Regions from separate parts of the Homo sapiens genome. Here region 1 is linked to region 2. A link is a loop called in an ENCODE intact Hi-C map of the cell type or tissue named here. Cell type or tissue: OCI-LY7. All regions are shown on one strand. Each heading gives the region's core, and the rest is flanking DNA. Links, peaks and the distances in the headings are about the cores only. Region 1 has its middle 4.8 kb from the start of SIRPB1. Region 2 overlaps SIRPD (signal regulatory protein delta).

Region 1 (2,920 bases), core at 175-2,674, 88 kb before region 2:
TGATTATAGGGCTAGACACGTGACCCACACTCATCATGTGGTGGTATCTGCACATCCCCCAGCCATTGGCCAGGGTTGTCGCACTGCATCGTAAATCCTCGAGGACAGAGAGTCTGTTTTTTAAAGGTATTACTATTGCCAAAACACCACCTAATAACAATAACATCTAACTTTTGGAGCACAATCAGCAATTATTAAGGAATTTACATATATTAATCCATTTTATGACCATAACAAACCTCTGAAGTTGATACGATTACTTCCATTTTATATTTGAGAGAACTCAAGAAACAGAGATGTTAAACAGACTCCCCTGGGTCACACAGCTAGAACTGATAGAACTAAATTCAAATCTAGAAGTTCTGATTCCTAAGCCCACAAACTTAATCTTTGCTCTCCTCAAACATCCACTGACTCCTCACTTGTCCCACAGCCTTATCTCATTATCTGCACCTTCTGTCATGAGTGCAGGGCTAAACTTGGCAGAAAGAGAATTTTAGCTCATGGTTCCCCAGGCTCCTGGTTTTCTCAGACATCCAGGCTGTATCTGTACTGCACAAAGTCAACCTAAATTTGAAACTCAATTCTCCACATGATTTCCACAAAATTTTTCACTCAAATTGTATCTATGCATCTAATAGATCTTCATTGAAGGATTGGAGTTCACAGGAAGTCATCTTGCTGCTTTAAGTAGAGATTCTGCCAGAGCATGGAAATTATTCTATCAATATTTGAGTCATATATTTCAAATCATAATTTTTGGAGGCATAATATTTTGTGACTCATCTTTCAGGTTAGTTGTTACTTTCATAAAAGGAAACATTTCTCTTTCAACCATTTGTGCTTTTTACCTTAAACTATGCTTCTTAAGATAGTATTTCTATTGCAACATTTTCAAACTATTTTGTGTTACAGCTTTTACCATTGCTATATTTATACCTATTGTCATTAATTTGTTTGGGTGTGTCTCTTGGTGCTGGGTTCTAGGAGATTGTCCCTGCATGAAGAGCCAGCTCACTAACTTACTACTCACTTATGTACAGTCAGCTACTCAATTGATACGGTTTGGATCTGTTTCCCCACCAAAATCTCATGTCAAATTGTAATCCCCAGTGTTGGAGATGGGGACTGCTAGGAAGTGATTGAATCGTGGGGGCAGGTTTCCCTCTTGGTGCTGTTCTTGTAATAGTGACTGAGTTCTGGTGAAATCTGGTTGTTTAAAAGTGTGTAACACCTCCACCCTCTCTATCCCTCATGCTCCAGCCATGTGAGATAAGTCTCCATCCACTTTGCCTTCCACCCTTACTGTAAGTTTCCTGAGGCCTCCCAGAAGCCAGGTGTATGCAAGCATCATGCTTCCTATACAGCCTGTGGAACCAGGAGCCAATTAAACCTCTTTTCTTTATAAATTACCCAGTCTCAGGTATTTCTTTTAGCTGTGTGAGAATGAACTAATACAAAAAATTGATACTGACGAGTGGGGCATTGCTATAAAGTTACCTGCAAATGTGGAAGTGGCTTTGGAACTGGATAATGAGCAGAGGTTGAATGAGTGTAGAGGGCTTAGAAGACAGGAAGATGAGCGAAAGCTGGGAATTTCCCAGAGATTTCTTGAATTGTGACCAAAATGCTGAGAGTAATATGGACCATGAAGTCCAGGCTGAGGAGGTCTCAGATGGAAATGATGAACTTCCTGGCAACTGGAGCAAAGATCGGTTTTGTTAAGTCTTGGCAAAGAGCTTGGAGGCACTGTGCCCCTGCCCTGGGGTTCTGTGAAACATTGAACTTGGGAGTGACAATTTAGAGTATCTGCTGGAAGAAATTTCTAAGCAGCAAAGCATTCAAGAAATTTCCTGAGGCGGGGCACAGTGGCTCACGTCTGTAATCCCAGCACTTTGGGAGGCCGAGGCGGGCAGATCACGAGGTTAGGAGTTTGAGACCAGTCTGGCCAATATGGTGAAACCCCATCACTACTAAAAATACAAAAAAAAAAAAAAAATTAGCCAGGTGTGGTGGTGCATGGCACACACCTGTAGTCCCAGCTATTTAGCAGGCTGAGGCAGGAGACTCACTTGAACCCGGGAGATGGAGGTTGCAGTAAGCCAAGATTGCACCACTGCACTCCAGCCTGGGTGACAGAGTAAGACTTTATATCACACACAAAAAAGAAGAAGCAGTTACCTCGCTGCTTCTAACAGCCTAATTCATATGCGTAAGCACAGAGATGACTTGAAACTGGAACTTATATTTAAAAGGGAAGCAGAGCATAAAAGCTTGGAAAATTTGCAGCCTGGACATGTGGTAGAAAAGAAAGGCCCATTTTCAGGCAACGAATTCAAGCAGGCTGTGAACTTTGCATGAGTAAAAAGAAGCCAAATGCTAATATTGAAAACACTGGGAAAAGCCTTCAAAGGCATTTCAGAGACCATCTCTTTACAGGCACAGAGGTCTAAGAGGGAAGAATGGTTTTGAGAGCCAGAACCAGGGCCTGCTGCCGTGTGCGGCCTTCGGACACGGCCCACTGCACCGCATTCACTCCAGCTCCGGTCTTGGCTCGAAGGGGCTCGAGTATATCTCGGCTGCTGCTTCAGAGGGTGCCAGCCATAAGCCCTGGTGGCTCCATGTGGTGTGAATTCTGCAGGTATGCAGAGTACAAGAGCTGAGGATTGGGAGCCTCTGCCTAGATGTCAGAGGATATATGGAAAAGTCTAGATGTCCAGGCAGAAGCCGGAGCCCTCATGAAGAACCTCTACTAGGGCAGTGCAGAAGGGAAATGTGGGGTTGGAGCCCCCACACAATTCCCACTGGGGCATTGCCTAGTGGAGCTGTGAGAAGAGGGCCACCTTCCTCCAGACCAAAGATTGATAGATCCACTAGCAGCTTGCACCATGTGCGGGGAAAAGCTGCAGGCATTCAACAC
Region 2 (2,920 bases), core at 312-2,811:
CGCTTGACACACACAGGCTTCTTCCCCTTTTCTCTAAAACAGAAACTATCCTCCTCCTCCCAAGATCGAACTCCTTGCTCACTCAAAGTCACTTCCCCTGTAAGCGTACTTTGAAGAGCCAAAGCCTCCCATCAGATATGGCTTCAGGATCATTTTTACAACTGACACCTCTGGAGTGGGGAAAAACAGGGATCCACACCTGTGAAGCCCCATTCCCGGGAGCCCTCCTCCTGACTAGCTGCACAGCTCATCTGAGCCCAGGTCTTGGACTATCACAGGAGGCTGGACACACCGTTCTCTATGGCAGACCCTGTTCCTGGGCTCCTGGATGAGGAAGGGTCACCAGCACACCTGACACAAAGTGAGGGGCCCAAAGGACACAGCCTAGGCACTAAGGGTGTCTGCCAGGGCCCCTCCAAGCACCTTGGGACCCTTATATCAGTAACTTATTAGCTTGTGTCTGATTCCTATTTCACAATCTAGAAACTGGAACGGTCATAATCCTACAGCCCTTTCCTCCCATCATAGTAACTTCCTCTTATATCATGGAACACATAGTTTTGCCTCTCTCAGCAGAGCAGAATCCAAGACCTCCCAAGAACAGACCTGCAGGCAGAGCAGGCTCCAGGGCCCACCATGATGCCCATACCTGCCTCTCGGCCCTGCCTGAGAGAAACAGCACAAACTATTTCGTCCAACCCTGCTGCTGCCTCCGGCTGCTGGGACTCACAGGTGAGTGCCCCCACCCTCAGGTACCATGATGCAGGGATGCTCTCCTGAGTTTGGCGGCGGTACCATTTCGCCACCTGCAGTGGGGCGGATGAATCTCTGTTGTCCTAGGGCCTCTTTCTTTGCCACCCCTTCCTCTTTAAGACACTTCCCTAAATAGTTTGTTTTATAACTAGTGTCTCCAAAACAAATCCTTCCAGAATTCTTCTTGCTTGGAGGGGTTGCTTTCTCTCCCATCCAGGCGTTTCCCCATGACAGGGGTGCCCAGTCCCTCTCACTTCCCACACCCCTGATGTCCTGTGAAGGTTCCACGACCCCCTAGGCCTGACCTGCAGGACCTGATGCCATCCTGAGAGAAGAAGTAGAGGAGCAGCATTTGACCCCTTGGTCCCCAGGAGGGAGACAGGGATGCTGTCATTAAGATGAGTACACATGGATGCATAGGTGATTAATAGATAGATTAGATAGATAGATAGGTAGATAGATAACAACAAGTACTACACATGCAATGTAGAACTATTAGAAAAAATTGCTAAATGGTCCTTTTTAGACTAGTAAGTCTCCCAGAATCTCAGAAACCTAGGATTACGTTCTTGATGCGGGTGTTTCTCCTGCCTGTCTACTCTCTTCTCTCCAAAGATGATCTGCACAGTCAGGAGAGGCAACCATTCTTCTCCCAGTGGTGTTAACATCTCAATTTAGAGTCCAACTAATAAAGTGGTTAAAAGCACAGGCATTAAAAAAAAAAAAAAAAACGACAGGCCGGGGTTCAAATGCAAGTTTCATCATTTGTAGGCTGTTTGACTATGGATAAGTTACTCAACTTCTCTGTGCCTCTGTTTTCTTGTCTGTGAAATCGGGATAAATAATAATGCCTTTCCAATACAGTTGTGGTGAGAATCAAACTAGTTAATTAATATAGTTAAGTTTTTGGAGTAATGTGTAGCACACAGAACCACCTATGTGAGCTCTGGTTGTTACAGCCTTTTAGGGCTTAATAAGTGCAAATATGAGCCCACGAAAATAGTCCTGCTGCATCCGGCCATTGCAACTCTCACTCTGTGTCTTTGGCAAGTCTATGTCTTCACTTAGAACTCACAGAAGTCATGGGAACTGAGAAAGGTCCATCAGGCTTGGTAGAAGAAGGAACTGAAAGCCAAGCAATGGTGTGCGCTTCCTAGAATCACCAGGTTGTCAGGGCTGGAGCCTGGCCTACTGGACTTGCAGTTAAGAATGGAAAGCCCATTTCACAGAAGTCCTTCTATGAGCACAGTCCTGAGTGTTTCTCAAAGATTTTCAGGTTTCAGTATCACAACAAAATTGCAAGAGGAAGTTTTACTTTCCACATTGTATACATTACATAGATAAGAAAACAGAGCCTCAGGGAGGTTATTTTCGCAAAGTAAAACACCAATGTCAGTCCTTTTTCTGTTGCTTAGAATAGAATACATGAAACTGGATTATTTATAAAGAAAAAGAACCTATTTCTTATAGTTGTAAAGGCTGAGATGTTCAAGGTCAAGGGGCCATATTTGGTGAGAGCTTTCTTGCTGGTGGGGACTCTCTAAAGAGTCCTGAGGCAGCACAGGGTATCACATGGTGAGGGGACTGAGCATGCTAGCATACTATACTTGGGTCTCTCTCTCTCTTCTTATAAAACCAACAGTTCCCCTCCCATGATAACCCATTAATCCACTAATTTGTGAAATAACGCAGAGTCCTTATGACCCAATCACCTCTTAAAGACCCTACCTCTCAATACTGCACATTGAGGATTGAATTTCAACATGAATTTTGGAGGGGACAAATATTTAAACTATAGCAATCAAGCAATAGAGGAGGCATTGAAACCTGGGTCAATGGGACTCCACTAGCTCTTACTTTGACCTCTTCACTGTGCTGCTTCTAGATACATCGAACTTTTAACAAAAATAAGATTACACAAAATATGGTGGTTTATTTGTTCTTTTACTCAATGATAAATTGGGGACCCTTTTCTATGTAAATATATATGTGTCTGCAACATCATCAATACATCCCCAATATATACATCAACACTATCATTTCAATCTCTACATAGTTTTCCATTTTGTGGTTGTACCATCATTTATCTAACTCACTCCTATTCTTGGACATGGGCCATGCATCAAACTTTTCTATATTGTAAATACTATGATTACCATTCCTTTAC

What was found. A loop is a pair of places that touch in the nucleus more often than their neighbours do. Peaks named below come from ENCODE experiments on the same cell type or tissue, not always from the same donor. Only the 100,000 strongest peaks of a DNase experiment are listed, where the experiment ranks them.
Region 1: a loop joins it to region 2, with 5 times the contacts of the local background. A loop is called at or near these places in 2 of 110 quality-filtered maps.

What each region holds. Positions count from the first base shown.
Region 1 is chr20:1,623,313-1,626,232 of GRCh38, reverse strand. No RefSeq gene overlaps it. Among named protein-coding and RNA genes, the nearest start is that of SIRPB1, 4.8 kb to the right of the region's middle. In OCI-LY7, for the core only: no CTCF peak of the experiment used is centred there; no DNase peak of the experiment used is centred there.
Region 2 is chr20:1,534,967-1,537,886 of GRCh38, reverse strand. It overlaps SIRPD (signal regulatory protein delta), which reads left to right. Exons shown (of 4, transcript NM_178460.3): 3 at 577-732. All of the region lies in intron 2 of LOC105372499 (a long non-coding RNA gene), which reads right to left. Among named protein-coding and RNA genes, the nearest start is that of SIRPD, 21 kb to the left of the region's middle. In OCI-LY7, for the core only: no CTCF peak of the experiment used is centred there; a DNase peak (open chromatin) is centred at 1,846.